2 separate regions of the Homo sapiens genome follow, and region 1 is linked to region 2. Evidence: read pairs that join two places in POLR2A ChIA-PET (ENCODE). Cell type or tissue: OCI-LY7. All regions are shown on one strand. Links, peaks and the distances in the headings refer to the core of each region. The heading gives the core; the rest is flanking DNA. Region 1 overlaps MRTFA (myocardin related transcription factor A). Region 2 holds the start of LOC124905157 (small nucleolar RNA U13).

Region 1 (11,002 bases), core at 1,511-9,510, 500 kb after region 2:
TGCTAACTCACCTCGTCCAACTGCGCCCTTCCTTGCTCCAAGAACAGACCTCCCATATATCACCTACTGGCCCTTATTGGTCAGTTTGGGTCTTCTGACTCTCCTGGCCCAGTGGCTGTGCCAGCTGGAGGTCTTTGGGGGCATGAATAGGAGCTTTTGGAGTCCTGTGTTAGAACAAGAACAAGATCACATTGTGACTTTGGGCAAGTGACTTCTTTGAGCCCGTTCACCATTTTCAAGTAGACACGACAGTTCCTACCTGGCAGAATTCCCCCCAGCCCCAAAAAGAGCAAGAGAAGAGCAAGCAGCATTCTGGAGAGGCTTGTGTGGCCCCGTCTTTGGAAGGTGCCTGGTCTGGCGCAGCCCGAGCTCCATCAGTCAGCTGGGTTTTACCTCCTTGTGTTCACCCTGCTTGGGGTCATGGTGATGTCTTTGCTTGAGCTAGAAGCTTTTAAGTCGGGGGTCAGGCATAGCCCTCTTTGTCACTCCAGCCCCTTTCCTGGCACATTTCTGGGCACATTTCTGCTTTTCACGGGGTGTACGGTCCCACAGGGAAGAGTGGAAATGGGCAAAGTGTGGATGGGGATGTCTTCTCAGAAGCCACACAGGTGTGGGGAGAGTTGCCAGCCCCACCCCGAGAAGCCTGAGGCTGCCCCTGAATGGCACCCTGTCTCCTGTGCCCTCAGCAAAGCCAACCCAAGTCTGCCAGTGAGAAGTCACAGCGCAGCAAGAAGGCCAAGGAGCTGAAGCCAAAGGTGAAGAAGCTCAAGTACCACCAGTACATCCCCCCGGACCAGAAGCAGGACAGGGGGGCACCCCCCATGGACTCATCCTACGCCAAGATCCTGCAGCAGCAGCAGCTCTTCCTCCAGCTGCAGATCCTCAACCAGCAGCAGCAGCAGCACCACAACTACCAGGCCATCCTGCCTGCCCCGCCAAAGTAGGCACCCGCTCCTCACTGCCTGCCCCTGCCCTCCCCGAGCCACCCTGAGCCAGGCAGGTGCCAGGTCTGGTGGGGGTGAACCTCACATCTTTAAGGACCCGCTGGTCTGGATGCTACAGAGTGGTCTGCAGGCAGGGCCACCCTAGCCTTTGCTGGGCCCTTGCCCCATGCCCATCTGTACCCAATCCTGCTGCCCAGGCTTGGGCTGCCACCTGCAGAGGCCACGGGCGAAGCTGGATGGGGCTAATTTCTGCCTTTTCTTCCCAGGTCAGCAGGCGAGGCCCTGGGAAGCAGCGGGACCCCCCCAGTACGCAGCCTCTCCACTACCAATAGCAGCTCCAGCTCGGGCGCCCCTGGGCCCTGTGGGCTGGCACGTCAGAACAGCACCTCACTGACTGGCAAGCCGGGAGCCCTGCCGGCCAACCTGGACGACATGAAGGTACATGGCCACTGGAAAACTTGAGCCACTGCCAGCCTGGCCCTTCCCACAGGGGCTGTCTGGGTGCTGGTTTTTAGGCAGGGAAGGCAGCCAGCCTAGGACCCACCGTCATGGAAAGCAGAGCAGGGCTTTAGGCTCTGGTCCCCATCAGACAGGGCACCTTGGACACAGCTCTGAGGCTGCCTGGAGGTGGTCATGGTGAATGACACCAGCTTCCTCGTGGTGGTTCCTGTTGTTGGCAGCACAGCCAGCATCTGTCCAGGCAGTCGCATGTCTCTTATCTTCCTCGACTTACGTGTTGCATGCAGTGTGAGAAGTGGGGATTGGTGCCCCTTTGAGGATGGTCAGGCTGAGGCAGTGACAGGAGGAGGAGCTTGTCCACAGTCGCAGACCTGGTCAGTGTAGACAGGACTGTCCAGTAGCAACCCTGCCCGCATTTTCCCCTTTGCCGGTTAATGCAGAGCTCACTCTGCCGTTCAGGTGCAGTGTCTGCCTGGGAAGAGAGCGGCCTGTGATCAGGGCCACAGACTTGGCTTCCATCCTAGGGCCTTGGAGAGGAGTGGGTCATGCCCAGTGCCTTGCGTGTTTTCTCTGCCCCATCAGAAGATGGATTGGACCAAGCTCTCCCTTGAGAACTTGTTCTCTGAACCAGGCTGGGCCCTACTTTCATGAGCTCAGTTTTCTCTTTGCAAAATACAGTCTGTTCCATTGAATATTTATTGAGCCCATGCACCATGCTGGGGGCTGGGGGCTGGGGACAGCTGTGGGCACCATGTACCAGCCCCCGTTGCCTGCATAGGTGGGGAGCATTTTAACCAGACCCCTGCTAGAGTGAGAACAATGAAAGAGAGGATGCTGTTGGCTCAGGTGGTGGGGGGCATTGCACCCTCCAGGCTGCTGGAGGATTAGGGTAGTTGATGCATCTGCAGTGGCCCATGGGGCCCAGACTGCCCTTCTGCCTGGACCCAGTGCCCTGTGTCCAGCTGCCCCTGGCCTCCCTGACTCTTGACTGCCTTGCAGGTGGCAGAGCTGAAGCAGGAGCTGAAGTTGCGATCACTGCCTGTCTCGGGCACCAAAACTGAGCTGATTGAGCGCCTTCGAGCCTATCAAGACCAAATCAGCCCTGTGCCAGGAGCCCCCAAGGCCCCTGCCGCCACCTCTATCCTGCACAAGGCTGGCGAGGTGGTGGTAGCCTTCCCAGCGGCCCGGCTGAGCACGGGGCCAGCCCTGGTGGCAGCAGGCCTGGCTCCAGCTGAGGTGGTGGTGGCCACGGTGGCCAGCAGTGGGGTGGTGAAGTTTGGCAGCACGGGCTCCACGCCCCCCGTGTCTCCCACCCCCTCGGAGCGCTCACTGCTCAGCACGGGCGATGAAAACTCCACCCCCGGGGACACCTTTGGTGAGATGGTGACATCACCTCTGACGCAGCTGACCCTGCAGGCCTCGCCACTGCAGATCCTCGTGAAGGAGGAGGGCCCCCGGGCCGGGTCCTGTTGCCTGAGCCCTGGGGGGCGGGCGGAGCTAGAGGGGCGCGACAAGGACCAGATGCTGCAGGAGAAAGACAAGCAGATCGAGGCGCTGACGCGCATGCTCCGGCAGAAGCAGCAGCTGGTGGAGCGGCTCAAGCTGCAGCTGGAGCAGGAGAAGCGAGCCCAGCAGCCCGCCCCCGCCCCCGCCCCCCTCGGCACCCCCGTGAAGCAGGAGAACAGCTTCTCCAGCTGCCAGCTGAGCCAGCAGCCCCTGGGCCCCGCTCACCCATTCAACCCCAGCCTGGCGGCCCCAGCCACCAACCACATAGACCCTTGTGCTGTGGCCCCGGGGCCCCCGTCCGTGGTGGTGAAGCAGGAAGCCTTGCAGCCTGAGCCCGAGCCGGTCCCCGCCCCCCAGTTGCTTCTGGGGCCTCAGGGCCCCAGCCTCATCAAGGGGGTTGCACCTCCCACCCTCATCACCGACTCCACAGGGACCCACCTTGTCCTCACCGTGACCAATAAGAATGCAGACAGCCCTGGCCTGTCCAGTGGGAGCCCCCAGCAGGTACCTGGGTATGGGAGGAACCGGGCAGGGCCCAGAGGAGGGTGGGAAGAGCGTCTCGCTACAGCCCTCTTGGGCCAGGGGACCCCTCGTGCTGGACATTTTGTGTTTGCTTCATTTAATCTTCCTTCACCAGGGGGGTACTGAGACTTAGGAAAGTTAAGGGACCTGCCTCAGACCCCCTAGCTGTAGGGCGGAGCCATTGGTGAGCTCCCCACCTCTCTGGCTGTTGAGACTAGAACATTTCGGCACCTCAGCAGCAGGACTCCTGAGCAGCCCGTACCCAGGCTGGGCCTGCCCTAGTGCTGCTCTGTGGGGAGTGGCCAGTGAAGGTCAGAGGTAGCCTGCCCCGGGGAGAGGCTGTGGGGTCCTCTGGCCAGGATCCAGCTCAGGGTCCTCTCCTCAGAGAGGCTAGCTGTCCCCACCAAGGTGTCAGCAGCGGAAAGCTCCCTCAGCAGACCCTCTCTCAGCCCAGGCCACAGGTGAGGCTGCCCTAAGGCTTTATGTAGCCTCGTGGTCCTGCAGAACTTGGGGGTAGAGAAGACAGTGACAGGAACAGGTACCTCAGGATAGGAGACAGGGGTCCCTGAGCAGCCCCAAGCAGAGAAAGAAGCTGCAGAAATCTCAGGGGGTGACCAGCCCAGCCCAGAGACCTCTCCCAAACCTCAAGGGGCCAGGCACCCCCTGCAGGGTTGAGGGCCCCCCATCCTGTATTCCTTCCTACCTAGTGGCTTTCATGAAAGCTCCCTAAAAGCCAGTGCCTCCCATCTTCCCTCCTAGAGTGTGAGAGGCCCTGGCCCTATCCCCGCCCCCCGCCCCCTACAAGGCAGGTCTGCACCCCCAGCCCCCTGGCCACTGGTCCTCTCCCTGCTCTCCTGTCCAGCCCTCGTCCCAGCCTGGCTCTCCAGCGCCTGCCCCCTCTGCCCAGATGGACCTGGAGCACCCACTGCAGCCCCTCTTTGGGACCCCCACTTCTCTGCTGAAGAAGGAACCACCTGGCTATGAGGAAGCCATGAGCCAGCAGCCCAAACAGCAGGTGAGGAAGGCGGGCTAGGCCTGGCTAGTGTTGGCAGCTGCCCTAGGCTGCTGGGCTGAGGCTCCTACAGCCCCACCCGGAGGAATAGGGGGCAGGCGAAGCCCAGCTTCAGGGTCAGAGAGGCCTTGGGGAGTGGGTTGTTAGGGGACGGGCTCCAGGAGTCCGGGCACGCCCATGGGTCCTGTGGATCTGGCTGCTTATTCTGGGGCAGAGGGAGGGGCCTCATTCGTAGTTCGGGCTGGGAGCCCCCATTCAAGATTTTTATCTCTTTTTTTTTTTTCCTTTGTCCCACAGGAAAATGGTTCCTCAAGCCAGCAGATGGACGACCTGTTTGACATTCTCATTCAGAGCGGAGGTAACCCCAGGTCCCCTGCTGCCTCCCTGACGGCCTTCTCTGTTCATAGGTGTCTCTAGCCCTGGGTTGGTTTGTTTTTATTGAATGCTTCCGTGCGTGACCAGTCTTGGGCAAGCACTGTGGATGCAGTGGTGGCTGTGAGCCCTCCCGTCTCCAAGGCCTGGGCGAGAGGACCAGGGAAGGTGCCGTCCTTCAGCTGGAAGCACTGCCCCAAGGCCCTCGCCTCCCAACGAACAGAAGAGACATTTGCCCTTGTGGAGCTCACAGTGCAGCCTGGGGAGGTGGACAACAAATATAAGAAATAAGCAGATCATATGGAAGATCCGAGAGGAGCCTTAGGACAAAAATGGAGGAGAGGGAGAGGTCTGGGGAGCCTGGTGGGGAAGGTCCAGGATGTCTCCTGTGAGCAGGGGCAGCTGTGTGCATCTGTGCGGCCTCGGGAGTACCTGGCGGGTTGGAGTGGAGTTGAGGAAAGGGGAAGAAGGCCTTCATGGCCAGATCATGCGTGGCCTCCTGGGCACCAGGGCAGGGTGGCTTTGGCTCCATTGTGTGGGAAGCCATCGCACAGCCTTGAGCAGAAAAGGCCTGGTCTGATGCAGGACCCAGGCGATAGTAGCCGTGCAAGGGCAGAAGCAGGGAGCCCCAGGTTGGGGGGCGACTGGAGAGCTGGGCTTTGGCCCAGCAGGCAGCAGTGGCGGGCAGAGGAGCGGCTGGAATCAGCCCCATTTGGAGAGAGCCAGGTTGGTGTCTTTATGGATGAAGTGGGGGGAGAGGGAAGGAACAGCCAAGGATGACTTCAAGGGCTGTGGCCTAAAGGGCCAGGGTGGAGTGGCCATTGATGGGGTGAGCTGGGGAGGGGGCACGTGTGGGACCACATTGCGCGGTCCCTGATGGGGTGTGTCACGAGACCGAATGGAGGGTTCACAGGGACAGTTGACATCAAGTGGCATTTGTGAGAGAGGTCTGGGCTGGAGGTAGGAGTTGGAGTGTTGTCACATCTAGATTGGCAGTTGGAGCTGGGAGGCTGCCGAGGGTGTGAGGTGGGGGAGCAGAGGTTGGGGCTAAGCCCAGCCTTGGGGGTCGGGAGGACAAGTAGTGGCAGGGTGCGGTGTCCTGGAATCCAGCCGTGACCAAGGGAGCTGAGGACCGAGGCCTGGACACGGAAGGTAGGCATCATGGGCACAACAGGAAGTCCATGAGAGGCCTGGGAGCAGGGTGGGGGTGGCCGTAGAGAGCTCTCTGGGAGGTTCCCCTGCAGAGGGGAAGAAGGAGGTAGGGCAGATGCTGGGCAGGAAATAGCGCGCGTCTGTGTGAGGGGACCCAGCTGGGAGTAGAAGATCCCAGATGACCCCGAGATGGTCCTGGGGAGGAGCTCACTGGCGGCAGCAGGCAAGAAGTCTGGGCCTGTGGTGCCGATGCTGGGTGGTGAGCGTGGACTTCTCTTTGAGTGTCTCAGTGGCTTCAGGAGGAGGAGGAGCGGCTGAGGGGTGCAGGCAAAGTGGGAGCTCAGCCTGGAACCACAGCTCTACCAGAGTAGATGTGATGTTGTGTGAATTTTATTTCAATTTAAGACAAGAGCTCAGTCACTGGTGTTCCTGTGAGGTCTGTAATTCTCAAGCCCTAGGGAGAATCCCTGGGTCCCTGGGGTCTGAGGCGCATCTCTCACCAGTGCAGGTGGCACTGAGGCGGCAGGTATGGGACCCGCTGTGAGGACGGCTGGGCTGGGCGCTCAGGAGCGAGGCCTTGGCGTGAGCTTCAGGAGGTTCCAAGGGAAGGAGGTGCTACCCCAGAGATATTGTTCAAGAAGGAAAAGGGAACAGGCTTTGAACTCTAGCTTCTAAGGGATGGCAGAGAAAGGGAGATGGTGGGTGTGGGTGCTGCCTGCCGCCAAAGGGACACTGAAAAGTGGCCCAAGAGGTGGCAGTGATGCCAGAAGCAGGTGTTTGAGGAGAGAGGTCTGGGCAGGTGGTGGCAGCTGGGCAGGCAGCGACCTCCTTGCCTGGTGAGAGCGGCTGCAGGGCAAAGAGTGCATTCTGCCAGGACAGGGGGGGCCAGAACCCACAGGGTTGGGGAGCAGGCCTGGTTTTTGCATAATTCTTTTTTTAGTTGTGGTGAGATAATAAAATTTGCCATTCTAATCATTTTTTAAATGTACAATCAGAGGTATTAGGTCCATTCACAGTGTTGTGCAACTGTCACCCCTATCCGCTCCAGAACTTCATCACCCCATAAGGAAACTGTACCCATTAGACAGTAACTCCCCATTCTCCCCAACTCCAGCCCTTGGCAGTCCCCATCCCACTTTCTCTATGGATTTGCCTGTCGTGGGGACCTCACAGAAGTAGACTCAGTTTGTCCTTCTGTGTCTGGCTTATTTCACTCAGCATAATGTCCTCAGGGTCCATCTGTGTTGCAGCATGTGTCAGAATTTCACTCTTTTTAAAGGCTGAATCATACCCTGTAGTGTGGATTCACCACATTCTCTTCATCCATTCATCTGTGGCTGGACACCTGGGCTGTTTCCACCCTTTGGATGTTGTGAATGTCAGTGTACAAGTGTCTGTCTTGAGTCCCTGCTTTCAGTTCTGGGCATAAACCTAGGGTTGGAATTGCCGGATCATATGGTAATTTCTTCTTTTTTTTTCCTTGGAGACGGAGTCTGTTGCCCAGATTGGAGTGCAGTAGCACGATCTTGGCTCACTGCAACCTCTGCCTCTGGGGTTCAAGCAATTCTCCTGCCTCAGCTTCTCGAGTAGCCGGGACTACAGGCACCCGCCGCCACGCCCGGCCAATTTTTTGTGTGTTTTTTAGTAGAGACGGGGTTTCACTGTGTTGCCCAGGCTGGTTTTGAACTCCTGAGCTCAGGCAGTCTGCCCGCCTCGGCCTCCCAAAGTGATAGGATTACACGCATGAGCCAACGCACCCCGCCTCATATGGTAACTTCTGTGTTTAACTTTTTGAGGAATCACTAAACTGTGTCCACTGCAGCTGTAACGTTTTACATTCACACTAGCAATGCACAAGGGTTCCAGTTTCTTCACCTCCTCACCAGCACTTCTTATTTTCAATTTTTTGATACAAGCCATCCTAATGGGTGTGAAGTGGTATCTTAGTTTGCATTTCTGTCATTTAGTGACGTGGAACATCTTTTCATGTGCTGCCTGACCATTTGTGTATCTTCTATTGGAGAATGGCCAAGTCCTTTGCACATTTTTTTTGATTTTTTAAAAATTGTGATAAATCGGCTGGGCGTGGTAGCTCACGCCTGTAATCCCAGCACTTTGGGAGGCTGAGGCAGGCAAATCACGAGGTCAGGAGATCGAGACCATCCTGGCTAACATGGTGAAACCCCGTCTTTACTAAAAAATACAAAAAATTTATCCGGGCATGGTGGCGGGCACCTGTAGTCCCAGCACTTTGGGAGGCCAAGGCAGGCGGATCACGAGGTCAGGAGTTCGAGACCAGCCTGACCAACATGGTGAAAAAATTAGCCAGGCATGGTGGCACGTGCCTGTAATCTCAGGAGGGTGAGGCAGGAGAATTGCTTGAAAACGGGAGGCGGAGGTTGCAGTGAGCCAAGATTGCCCCACTGCACTGCAGCCTGGGCAACAGTGAGACTCAAGTCTCAAAAAAAAAAAAAAAATTGTGGTAAAATACACCTAAAATTTACCTTTTTTTGTTGTTGTTTTTTGATAAAGATGGGGTCTTGCCTTGTTGCCCAGGCTGCTCTCAAACTCCTGGCTTGAAGCCAATCCTCCTGTCCCAGCCTCCCAAGTGCTGGCATGACAGGTGTGAGCCACTGTGCCCAACCCATCATAACCTTTTTTTTTTTTTTTTTTTTTTTTTTTGAGACAGGGTGTCACTCTGTTTCCCAGTGTTGGAGTGCAGTGGTGCAATCTTGGCTCACTGCAACCTCCGCCTCCCGGGTTCAAGCCATTCTCCTACCTCAGCCTCCTGAGTAGCTGGGATTACAGGCGTGCACCACCGTGCCCGGCTAATTTTTGTATTTTTAGTAGAGGTCGGGGTTTCACCATGTTAGCCTGGCTGGTCTCGAACTCCTGACCTCAAGTAATCCACCCCACTTGGCCTCCCAAAGTGCTGGGATTACAGACGTGAGCCACTGCACCCAGCCCATTGTAACTAACCATTTTTAAGTGTATGGTTCAGTGGTATTAAATACATTCATAATGTGTACAGCCATCACTGCCATCCATCTCCCTTTCTTTTGATCTCGTAAAACTGAAACTATCCCCATTAAACAGTAACTTCCCATTTGGCCCTTCCGCCAGCCTGTAGCAACTGCCATTCTACTTTCTGTCTCTATGATTTTGACTAAGTGCAATCATGAATTGTCTTTTGTGACAGGCTGTTGCACTAAGCATAGTATCACTTCCTTCATCCATTGATGGACATAGGTTGCTTCCACATTCTACTGTTGTGAATGCACTTATCAACACCTGTGTACAAATACCTGAGACCCTGCTTCCAATTCTTTTGGGTATATGCCCAGCAGTGGAATTGCTAGATCATATGGTAATTCTATTTTTAAGTAAGTAAGTGTTGGAGGAACCTCCATACTGTTTTTCATAGCAGCTGCACCATTTTGCATTTCTACCACAGGGCACAAGGGCTCCAGTTTCTCTGTATCCTCACCAATACTTTCTTAAAAATTTAATTTTACAGTAGCCACTCCAGTGGGTTTGAGGTGTATCTCACTGTGGTCTCCCTCATGACTAGTGATATTGAGCTCTTTTCATGTGCTGTTGGCCATTTGTATATCATCTTTGGAAAAATGTCTGTTCAAATCTTTCTTTTACCTATTCTTGAGTCAAGTTTGGTTTTTTGTTGTTGAGTTTTAGAAGTTCTCTGTGTATTCCGGATATCACTTCTTTATCAAATATGTGATTTGCAAATATTTTTAAAGAGTTTTATAGTCTTAGCTCTTACATTTAAGTAAGTCTTTGATCCGTTTTATTTTTGTAAATGGTGTGACGTTGGGGGGTCCACCTTCATTCTTTTGCATGTAGATATACAGGCTTGGCTTCTGATATCCATTTACTCTCTTGATTGATTGGCAGAAATTTCAGCAGATTTCAAGGAGCCGCCATCCCTGCCAGGGAAGGAGAAGCCATCCCCGAAGACAGTCTGTGGGTCCCCCCTGGCAGCACAGCCATCACCTTCTGCTGAGCTCCCCCAGGCTGCCCCACCTCCTCCAGGCTCACCCTCCCTCCCTGGACGCCTGGAGGACTTCCTGGAGAGCAGCACGGGGCTGCCCCTGCTGACCAGTGGGCATGACGGGCCAGAGCCCCTTTCCCTCATTGACGACCTCCATAGCCAGATGCTGAGCAGCACTGCCATCCTGGACCACCCCCCGTCACCCATGGACACCTCGGAATTGCACTTTGTTCCTGAGCCCAGCAGCACCATGGGCCTGGACCTGGCTGATGGCCACCTGGACAGCATGGACTGGCTGGAGCTGTCGTCAGGTGGTCCCGTGCTGAGCCTAGCCCCCCTCAGCACCACAGCCCCCAGCCTCTTCTCCACAGACTTCCTCGATGGCCATGATTTGCAGCTGCACTGGGATTCCTGCTTGTAGCTCTCTGGCTCAAGACGGGGTGGGGAAGGGGCTGGGAGCCAGGGTACTCCAATGCGTGGCTCTCCTGCGTGATTCGGCCTCTCCACATGGTTGTGAGTCTTGACAATCACAGCCCCTGCTTTTTCCCTTCCCTGGGAGGCTAGAACAGAGAAGCCCTTACTCCTGGTTCAGTGCCACGCAGGGCAGAGGAGAGCAGCTGTCAAGAAGCAGCCCTGGCTCTCACGCTGGGGTTTTGGACACACGGTCAGGGTCAGGGCCATTTCAGCTTGACCTCCTTTTTTGAGGTCAGGGGGCACTGTCTGTCTGGCTACAATTTGGCTAAGGTAGGTGAAGCCTGGCCAGGCGGGAGGCTTCTCTTCTGACCCAGGGCTGAGACAGGTTAAGGGGTGAATCTCCTTCCTTTCTCTCCCTGCTTTGCTGTGAAGGGAGAAATTAGCCTGGGCCTCTACCCCCTATTCCCTGTGTCTGCCAACCCCAGGATCCCAGGGCTCCCTGCCATTTTAGTGTCTTGGTGTAGTGTAACCATTTAGTGGTTGGTGGCAACAATTTTATGTACAGGTGTATATACCTCTATATTATATATCGACATACATATATATTTTTGG
Region 2 (11,002 bases), core at 1,359-9,358:
CTACTTTCCGAGGCAAATGCTATTGTGATTATTTTGACCTTAGTTTGCCAAATCTAGAACATCATATAAATGGAATCATATAATATATACTCTTTTGTGTCTGGCTTCCTTCACTGAACATAATCTATGCTCAGTGAGGGTAGAAGGTTGTCTATGCAGTACATCCATGGTGGTGCTTCAATCAGTAACAAAAAACATTCGATCAGTAATTAAAATGTTCTTTTTTATTACTGAGTGGTATTCCATTGTATGAACAGACCACAATTTGCATATTCATTCTCCTGTTGATGGACATTTTGGTTGTTATACTATTGTGAATAAATGCTGTTATGAATGTCCTTGTGCAACCCTTTTTGTTGAGAAATGTTTTCATTTCTCTTAAATACCTAGAATTTGGCTGGGCATAGTGGCTCATGCCTGTAATTCCAGTGTTTTGGCAGGCCAAGGCAAGAGAATCGTTTGAGCCCAGGAGTTGCAGACCAGCCTGGGCAACATAGCGAAACCGTGTCTCTACAAAAAAACAAAATATTAGCCAGGCATGGTGGCACGTGCCTATAATCCCAGCTACTTGGGAGGTTGAGATGTGAGGATCGCTCTCTGCCTCAGCCAACCAAGTAGCTGAGATTACAGGCACCTGCCACCACACCCAGCTAATTTTTGTTATTTTAGTATGGACGGGGTTTCACCATGTTGGTTAGACTGGTCTCGAACTCATGACCTCAAGTGATCCACTCGCCTTGGCCTCCCAAAGTGCTGGGATTACAGGTGTGAGCCACTGCACCTGGCCTTTTTACAATGTACTTCTATTCTTCCAGCTGGATAATTTCTATTTATCTTCAAGTTTGCAAACTTCTGCTGTCTCCAATCTACAGTTAAGTCTACCTGGTGAATTTCCTGTTTCAGTTAATGTACTTTTCAGCTTTAAAATTGTCATTTAAAAATTTAAAAAATTTTTAATTGTAAAACAAAACACAGATATAAAAAGCCAAACAAATCAATCAAACATAAACCTTAAGAAATTATTCAGTGGCTGTATTAAAAATACAAAAATTAGCCAGGCGGGGTGGCATCTGCCTGTAGTCCCAGCTACTTGGGAGGCTGAGGCAGGAGAACTGCTTGAACCTGGGAGCCGGAGGTTGCAGTGAGCCAAGATTGCGCCACTGCACTCCAGCCTGGGCGACAGAGCAAGACTGTGTCTCAAAAAAAAAAAAAGAAAAAAAAATTATTATAAGGTGAATACCAGTCAGATAAAACAACAACAACAACAAAAAAAAAACCCACCAAAACTTGGCAGACTATCCCAGAATACCCTTCTATAGGTCCCAGAATAATGACAATCTTACCAACAAATATCCCTCGTCCTAACTTTTTTTTTTGAGATGGAGTCTCGTTCTGTTGCCCAGGCTGGAGTACAGTGGTGTGATCTCGGCTCACTGCGACCTCCACCTCCCGGGTTCAAGTGATTCTCCTACCTCAGCCACCTGAGTAGCTGGGACTGCAGGCACCCACCACCATGCCCAGCTGATTTCTGTGTGTGTGTGTGTGTTTTTAGTAGAGACAGGGTTTCACCATGTTGGCTAGGCTGGTCTCAAACTCCTGACCTCAGGTGATCCACCTGCCTTGGCCTCCCAAAGTGCTGGGATTACAGGCGTGAGCCACTGCACCTGGCCTAACTTTTTTATTTTGGAGACAGGGCCTTGCTCTGTTACCTAGGCTAGAGCACAGTGATGTGATCATAGTTCACCGTAACCAAAAATTTCAGGGGTCAAGTGATTTTGCCACCTCAGCATCCTAAGTAGCTGGGATTACAGGTGTGCGCCACCATAGTTGGCCAATTTTTTGTATTTTTTGTAGATATAGAGGTCTTGCTGTGTTGCCCAGACTGGTTTTGAACTCCTGGCCTCAACTGATCCTCCTGCGTCAGCCTCCCAAAACACTGGGATTACCAGTGTGAGCCACCATGCTAGCCATATCAGTTTATAGTCAGTTAATTGTGATTTTTTTTATTTGTGTGTACTGTTATTTACAGATTTTTTTTTTTTTTTTTTTTAGACAGAGTCTCACTCTGCTGCCTAGGCTGGAGTGTAGTAGTGCAGTCACAGCTCACTGCAGCCTCAACTTCCTGGGCTCAGGTGATCCTCCCACTTTAGTCTCTCTAGTAGCTGGGACTACAGGCCTGTGACACCATATCCAGCTATTTTTTTCTTTCATGATTATATATGGAATGCTTCACAAATTTGCATGTCATCCTTGCACAGGGGCCATGCTAATTTCTGTATTGTTCCAATTTTAGTATATGTGCTGCTGAAGGAAGCACTTTTAATGTTTTTTTGTAGAGATTGGGTTTTGCCATGTTGCCCAGGCTGGTCTGGAACTCCTGGGCTCAAGTCATCTGCTCGCCTTGGCCTCCCAAAGTGCTGGGATTACAGGATGAACCATAATGCCTGACCGAATTTATCATTTTTATTGATATATAATTCACTTATCATAAAATTCCTTCACTTAAAAAAGTGTACAATTCAGTGGTTTTAAGTATATTCACAATGTTGTACAATCATCACCACTACTAATTCTAGAAAATTTTCATTACCATCTCCTCCCAAATCTTGTATCTGTTAGCAGTCACTCCCTATTCCTTGTGTTTTTTAAAAATTTTAATTAAATTGTTTCCTTTTTTTACAGATGGGGTCTTGCTCTGTTGCCCAGGCTGGTGTGTACTGGCTATTCACAAGCTTGTTCCCATTACTGATCAGTATGAGAGTTGTGACCTGCTCTGTTTCTGACCTGGGCCAGTTCAGCCCTCCTTAGGTAATGTGCAAAAACCTCTAACTGGTTGCAGACACCTGATCAACATAGTGGACTGCAGCTTAGAACTCTTGGACTCAAGTGATCCTCCTGCCTCAGCCTCCTGAGTAGCTGAGACTATAGGTGCATGCCACTATGCTTGGTCATTGTGGGGTTTTTTTCTTTTTCTTTTTTTTTGCGACAGGGTCTGGCTCTGTCACCCAGGCTGGATTGCAATGGTGCAATCTTGGCTCACTGCAACCTCTGTCTCCTGGGCTCAAGCAATTCTCCCACCTCAGCCTCTTGAGTAGCTGGGACTACAGGCATGTGCCACCACGCCTGGCTAATTTTTTTGTAAAGACCAGGTTTCACTATGCTGCCCATGTTGGTCTTGAACTCCTGAGCTCAAGTGATCCTCCTGTCTTTCCTCCCAGTGTGCTGGGATTACATGAGGCACCTCGCCTGGCTGTCCTTTGTGTTTTAAAGATATTTTTATCACCCAAATATTCACCCCAAGATAATTTTCTTTGTGTTCATTTGTAATATATTTGATATAACTAAAATCTCTTTTAGTTAGTAGGCTCCTCCTCCACCTCTTTTCATTTCCTTGTAATTTATTTGTTAAAGAATCCAGGCTGCTTGACATACAGAGTTTATCAGTCTAGATTTTGGGCAGTTACAGACTGAATGTTTGTGAATTAGGAGGTAATTATTTTGAGGTAACAAATACTACCTAGTGTTTGGTTTTGTTAGCTAGTTGCTCTATGTTTATTTGACAATTTGGAAAGTTTGAAAAACTATCCTGCTGCTGCCATCTTCCCACAATCTCTGGTTCTTTTTTGTTTCTATTTCTCATTGAGATTCTCCATCTGTTTGCTCATTATGTCTACATCTTCCTTTAACTTATCTATAACAGCTACTTTAGAGTCTTTCTGCTAATTGGAACATTAGGATCATTTCTTTCTTTTTTTTTTTCCTTTGTTTGAGATGGAGTCTCACTCTGTCGCCCAAGCTGGAGTGCAGTGGTACAATCTCGGCTCACTGCAACCTCCCCTTTCCCGGTTCAAGCGATATTCCTGCCTCAGCCTCCCGAGTAGCTGGGATTACAGGTGCCCGCCACCACACTCAGCTAATTTTTGTATTTTTAGTAGAGACAGGGTTTCACATTTTGGCCAGGCTGGTCTTGAACTCCTGACTTCAAGTAATCTGCCCACCTCGGCCCCCCAAAGTGCTAGAATTACAGGCATGAGCCACTGCACCTGGCCAGGATTATTTCATTATCAGATTTTCTTGATTACAGGTCACAATTACCAGTTTCTTCTCATGTCTAGAAATTTTGTTAACTTGGATAGCTTCAAACTACAAACTCTGTTCTCACTGGGAAGCAACTAAAATCTCTGCTCAGTTTATTCTGCTTCTAGCTGCTCGTATTTTGCTGAGCCTCATGAGGCCTCCTCAGAACACATAGTTCAGTAATCAGCCAAGGATTTTTAAATATTCTGTATGCAGATTTTGGGGCTCAGAGTTTCCACAAGCCCTTCTCGTCAAGGATTTTCCTTCATCTTTCTGGCTATTCTGTCAGCACCTAAATCTATCATTTGATATCTTAAATCAATAAGGCTGTGGCTTTCTGCCGCCCAAGCTATGTGCATTGGGCAATGTCCTCAGGCAAAAAGCCCTTATCACCATTTTTATCCATTATAGTTTTTCTTTTTTTTTTTTTTCAGATAGAGTCTCACTCTGTCACCCAGGCTGGAGTGCAGAGTCCAATCTTAGCTCACTGCAACTTCCGTCCCCTGGGTTCAAGCGATTCTCCTGCCTTAGCCTCCCGAGTACCATTCCCAGGCTAATTTTTGTATTTTTAGTAGAGACAGGGTTTCACCATTTTGGTCAGGCTGGTCCTGAACTCCTGACCTCAGGTGCTCTGCCTGCCTTGGGCTCCCAAAGTCCTGGGATTACAGGTATGAGCCACCAGGCCTGGCCCATTATAGTTTTTTAAGAATGGACTTGTACTTGGCTAACACGGTGAAATCCCATCTCTACGAAAAATACAAAAAATTAGCCAGGCGTGGTGGTGGGTGCCTGTAGTCCCGCTACTCGGGAGGCTGAAGCAGGAGAATGATGTGAACCTGGGAGGTGGAGCTAGCAGTGAGCCGAGATCATGCCACTGCACTCCAGCCTGGGTGCCAGAGCGAGACTCCGTCTCAAAAAAAAAAAAAAAAAAAGAATGGACTTGTACAATTTCTGCCTATTTTTGAAAGCTCTCTGGTGCCTTTTATTTTGATTTTTTTCATGTCAGATGGGTAATGTGCTGACCTTGTAAGAAGGTTTGAGGGTAGCACATCTCATACCTGCACGTGAACACCCAATCATCACACTCATGAGCTACAAAGGGATCTCTAGTGCCTTTAAATAGTTATTTTTAATATTTTGTCCAGATTTTATAATTATTATCTATGGAGGATTAATCCAATCAAGCTTTCTACCATAACCTGAATATTACTTCTGTATTTTAAAAAATCAACTTTATTTTTTAAAAAATGTCTGTGAGTCAGGCATGGTGGCAATGTGCCTATAGTCCCAGCTACTTAAGAGGTCTGAGAAGAGAGGATCACTTCAGGACAGAGTTCGAGGCTGCAGTGAGCTATGATTTGGCCTGTGAATAGCCACTGCACCCCAGCCTGGATGACACAGCGAGACCCCGTCTCTTACCAAAAAAAAAAAAAAAAAAAAAAAAAAAAAAATCTTTGTTAGTTACCTAGGTGTTTCTATGTGCCTCATCCAGTGATATGATGAACAAAACAGTCTTAGAAAATAATAAGGAGCTTTGCAACCTAACTTGACCAGGAATGGACCTATAGTATTTCTTTAGTCATTCATTCCAAATATAGCCATATTCCAACTCATACTCCTAAGAAGCAGTGGGATACGTTACTCTGTAGAAGCCCTACCTGCCATTGACTGGCCACGTACGTGTGATGTCACTCACATAGCAGGAAGACTCACAACCTCCATCCAGAAGCACCATTTCCCCATCCTGGAACAAAGTAAGACAGGTTAAAGTGGATAAGCTCATGATTATAAGTTGTTTCTAGTAATCCAAAGTATGCCTTTCTTTTTTTTTTTTTTTTCTGAGACGGAGTTTCACTCTTGTTGCCCAGGTTGGAGTGCAATGGTGTGATCTCAGCTCACCACAACCTCCGCTTCCCGCGTTCAAGCGATTCTCCTGCCTCAGCCTCCGAGTAGCTGGGATTACAGGTGATTGCCACCACACCTGGCTAATTTTGTATTTTTAGTAGGGACGGGGTTTCTCCATGTTGGTCAGGATGTCTCAAACTCCCAACCTCAGGTGATCTGCCTGCCTCGGCCTCCCAAAGTGCGGGGATTACAGGCGTGAGCCACTGCACTTGGTCCTTTTTATTTTTTTAAAGCTCTAATTTAAAGGACACTAATTGCTGGTTTCTTCTATTTATCTACACAGCATCTAAACTTTTCAGATGTTTGAAACAGGGGGCATGTGAAAACAAAACAAATCTTTTCAGATGAATTCACCCTGCCACAAGAAAGTTGGCAATGCGTGGTGTTTCAGTGTATAGGCTTTGGAACCAGACTCCTTGGGACTGAATTACTAGGTGTAAACATTAGCACATCATAAATATCACTATTATCATTTTTTTTTAAGAAAAAAAAACCCATATGCCTTTGCTTTATGAAACAAGAGAAAAAAACAATCCTATATACGTTGGCATGCCAGTGGTATGCCGGGCCTTATTCAAACACAGCCACCCTTAAACACTTAACCTTGGAATATCACTTCCCTCTTTTTTTTTTTTTTTTTGAGACAGAGTCTTGCTCTGTTGCCCAGGCTGGAGTGCAGTGGTGTGATCTCAGCTCACTGCAACCTCCACCTCCTAGGTTCAAGTGATTCTCCTGCCTCAGCCTCTCAAGTAGCTGGGATTACAGGTGCCCGCCACCACACCTGGCTAACTATGTTGGCCAGGATGGTCTCGATCTCTTGATCTCATAATCCGCCTGCCTCGGCCTCCCAAAGTGCTGGAATTACAGGCATGAGCCACCGCGCCAGGCCCCACTTCCCCTTTTGCTCTCCATCATAATACATGTGGGGAAAGAAGAAAACTTTAAGTATATCTCTAACTTTCTAATTGTCATGTTATGCTGAAATTATCTCTCTATGCCCTTGAAGACAGAGTATATGTTATTCATATCTAAGTAAGTACAAAATTTGACAAACAGTAGAATAATGGGTAAATGATAACATACAGTAATGGCAACTTAAAATGATGGATGTGATTTTTCATTTTTGGCAAAAGATGGAATAAATTTCTGTTAGTAAACAACTAAATCCTGGATAAAATGTATTTTATGACATGTTGACTTTTTTTTTGAGATGGAGTCTTGCTCTATTGCCCAGAGCTGGAGTGCAGTGGCGCAACCTTGGCTCACTGCAATCTCTGCCTCCTGGGTTCCAGCGATTCTCCCGCCTCAGCCTCCTGAGTAGCTGGGACTACAGGCGCACGCTACAACGCCCAGCTAATTTTTGTATTTTTAGTAGAGATGGGGTTTCACCATGTTGGCCAGGATGGTCTTGAACTCCCTGGCTTCAAGTGATCCACCTGCCTCAGCCTCCCAAAGTGCTGGGATTACAGGCATGAGACACTGGGATGCCTGGCCCTGTATGTTTACTTTTTAAAGAAACCATCTAATGAGATTTACTACAGTAAGGAGAAAAGGCAAAAATATATCAAGAATATAAAAGGGTACATAACTATAAATAAAAAGTAGCTTAAAATGTAAGACAATACTGTGAGTAATTTAGACAAAATGGACAAAATGGTAGAAACATATAACTTATGAAACTGTCTTAGGAAGAGTAGAAGTATAAATTGACATAATCTCTTTGGAAATCTTTGGTACTATCACAGTTGCAGATATGTATATCCTATGACCCAGCAATTCCATTATTAGGTGTCCCTTAGACAAACTTGGCAACTTGTATACCAGGAAAAATGCACAAGAATGATCAAAGTGAGAATCTGGAAAAATCATAAATGTCTATCTATGAATATTTATCACACTAAGAAATTAAAACTGAGAAAATTTTATAATATTTATTAAATTCATTTAAAAATAAACCCATTACATGTTAACATAAATAACATTTTTATGAAAAAAACTATTTTTCTAAATATAAATAGAAAATTGGCACTGTTTGCATTTTCTAAATTCTTTTGTCTAGTGTCACAGAAGACAGCTGGAATCTCACACTGCCTGTGCATTCAGTCTTTTGTGTTATCATCATAAAACTTCTGGGATACTCCAGTGTACACTAGTAAGAGAATGTCTGTGTTCTTATGACAATATATTTAACTTCATGAACCACACTAACTGCTGCTCTATACTATAGGAATTACAATAGGACGGGCATGGTGGCTCATGCCTGTAATCCCAGCGCTTTGGGAGGCCAAGGCGGGCAGATCACTTGAGGCCAGGAGTTTGAGACCAGCCTGGCCAACATGGTGAAACCTCGTTTCTACTAAAAATACAAAAATAGCCAGGCATGGTGGGCGCCTGTAATCCCACCTACTCAGGAGGCTGAGGAAGGAGAATCGCTTGAACCTGGGAGGTAGAGGGAGGTTGCAGTGAGCCGAGACTGTACTACTGCACTCCAGTTTGGGTGACAAGAGTGAAACTCCATCTGAAAAAAAAAAAAAAGCAAGAAGAAAGAAAATGCCTCAATATAGGAGAGATACTGAATGAGGAGTTTAAAAGTGCACGAAGGAAAATATCAGGCCCAAAGAGTTCTACACGTGTTTACCAAATTTTCAAGAAACATTAATTCAAGTCATTCCATAATACTAAGAATGAGACTATTAATTTTTCTGAGCTTAGTTTGACCTTGATATGAAAACCAGAAAAAGACAGCATAAGAAAGAAATTATATAGACCAAACTCACTCGTGAACACAGATCTGAATATCCTAAACTAAGTATTATTAAGTTGAAATGAATAGTGCTAAAGATAAGAAATGATGCTCAATTTCATTGGTAATTAAGGTAATAAAAATTAAGAGCACAAAGAGATGCTATGTTGTACCAAGTAGAATGCAGAAATTAAGAGGTCTGATAATACCAGGGGATGGAGAGGATGTGGCTGACAGAATTGCACACTGCTAGTGAAGTATAAACAGATACAAATAGTCAGGAAAGGTTTATATTATCATATATATTTTTATTTGTTATTTATTTTTTGAGACGGAGTCTCGCTCTGTCACCAGGCTGGAGTACAGTGGCGCGATCTCGGCTCATTGCAACCTCCGACTCCCTGGTTCAAGTGATTTTCCTGCCTCAGCCTCCTGAGTAGCTGGGATTACAGGCACACGCCACCACACCCAGCTAATTTTTTTTTGTATTTTTAGTAGAGACGGGGTTTCACCATGTTGACCAGGATGGTCTCGAACTCCTGACCTCATGATTCACCCACCTCGGCCTCCCAAAGTGCTGGGATTACAGGTGTGAGCCACTGTGCCTGGCCTATATTTTATTTTTTTTAAAGACAGGGTCTTGCTCTGTTGCCCAGGCTGCAATGCAGTGGTGTGATCACAGCTCACTGCAACCTTGAACTCCCCAGGCTCAGATGATCCTTCCCACCTTAGCCTCCCAAGTAATGGACTAGAGGCATGTACCATCACGCCTGGTTCATTTTTGTATTTTTTTGTAGAGATAGGGTTTTGCTATGTTGCCCAGGCCAGTCTTGAACTCCTGCATTCAAGGGATCTGCCCACCTTGACCTCCCCAAGTGCTGGGATTACAGATTTGAGCCACCTCACCCAGCCTATGATATTTAGGAGTTAAAAAAAATCCCTCCAAACTACATACAGAGCATACAATTTGTATAGAGTTTATAAACAAGCAGTAGCTAATTAATACTGTTTGGGGAGTCACATATATGTAATACAACTATTTCTTAAAAGTCAAGGGAAAGACAAAATTCAGGTTACCAGTTACCTTTGGGAGGGAGGAAGTGGGATGGGACAGCATAAGGGTAGGTGTGTTGTATTGCTACTGTTCTAGCTCTAAAATCGACTGCTTGGTTCATGGGTATTCGTTTTTATTTTTGTTTTTTTTTTTAATTATGCTGTATAATTTACATGTTTGCTATATTTTTTTCTTTTGGATTTACTGAATACTAAATCAGTAAAGAAATGGACTTAATAAAGGAATACACAATTCCTTCCTTGTATAGTCACATGGGAAGAAAATCATAGAAGATATGTTCCCTCACAGCTAACAGCAATTTCTTAAAATCTTTCTGCCCAGGAAATCTGCTTGGCTCACTGTTGTTGCCGCAAGTCCTCAGAGAAGTAGAGTTATAATGAAATGAGCAGAGGCTTTAGAGTAGAATACTTGGCTCTGCACTAATATGTTGTTTTAGGTTTTTAAATATTTAAATATTTAAATATTTATTTATTTATTTATTTATTTAGAGACAGAGTCTTGCTCCATAGCCCAGGCTGGAGCACTGGAGTGCGGTTGTGTGATCTCGGCTCACTACAACTTATGCCTCCCGGGCTCAAGCAATTCTCCTGCCTCAGCCTCCAGAGTAGCTGGGATTACAAGCACGTGCCACCACGCCTGGCTAATTTTTGTATTTTTAGTAGAGACATGGTTTCACCATGTTGGCCAGGCTGGTCTCGAACCCCTGACCTCAAGCGATTCACCCGCCTTGGCCTCTCAAAGTGCTAGGATTACAGGCCTGAGCTACCATGCCTGGCCTATGTTGTTTTATTTTTTGAAATTCGTTTTCCTCATCTATTAAAGAGGCATGTTAATAATTCCTCCTAACAGAGTTAATTTAAGGACAAAATGAGATAATGTCTGTAAAACCATTTTATAAGCAATAAAATACTTTTAAAATGTCAGCTAATTTGTGAAAGCTGAAGGTGAGAGGACATGAGGTTAGCAGGTTTTCTACTAGGCTATCTGGACCTAGTGGGAGTAGCACTGAGGGCATCTCACGTACCTTGATGAGTTGATTATTTTTCACATAGTGCAAAGTGTTTGACCGATTACCACCAGCCACCACAGGTGGATAGGCTAAAATGTCTGCGCCACGAGCCCGGCATTCAAATTCAAACTGTGAAAAACAACAGCAAGGTATGACAAAGGGTTTCTGTAGGGCTGCCCCAGCCCAAGCTCTC

Evidence for each region. Peaks named below come from ENCODE experiments on the same cell type or tissue, not always from the same donor. Only the 100,000 strongest peaks of a DNase experiment are listed, where the experiment ranks them.
Region 1: POLR2A ChIA-PET joins it to region 2 with 10 read pairs; 5 of 35 experiments call an interaction of 5 or more read pairs at or near these places.

What each region holds. Positions count from the first base shown.
Region 1 is chr22:40,410,785-40,421,786 of GRCh38, reverse strand. It overlaps MRTFA (myocardin related transcription factor A), which reads left to right. Exons shown (of 15, transcript NM_020831.6): 10 at 687-940; 11 at 1,211-1,382; 12 at 2,403-3,413; 13 at 4,294-4,446; 14 at 4,741-4,801; 15 at 9,880-11,002. The coding sequence ends at 10,397. Among named protein-coding and RNA genes, the nearest start is that of SGSM3, 46 kb to the right of the region's middle. RefSeq lists enhancers at 4,897-5,396, 6,102-6,501, 7,382-7,531 and a silencer at 9,162-9,261. In OCI-LY7, for the core only: a CTCF peak has its summit at 6,655; DNase peaks (open chromatin) are centred at 2,976, 6,056, 6,806, 9,116 and 5 weaker places; H3K4me3 peaks cover 4,500 bases; H3K27ac peaks cover 8,000 bases.
Region 2 is chr22:40,909,058-40,920,059 of GRCh38, reverse strand. XPNPEP3 (X-prolyl aminopeptidase 3) reads right to left here. Exons shown (of 10, transcript NM_022098.4): 6 at 10,825-10,938; 7 at 5,736-5,821. It overlaps LOC124905157 (small nucleolar RNA U13), which reads right to left and starts at 5,181; the gene lies at 5,078-5,181. It also overlaps the pseudogene RNU6-379P. In OCI-LY7, for the core only: no CTCF peak of the experiment used is centred there; no DNase peak of the experiment used is centred there.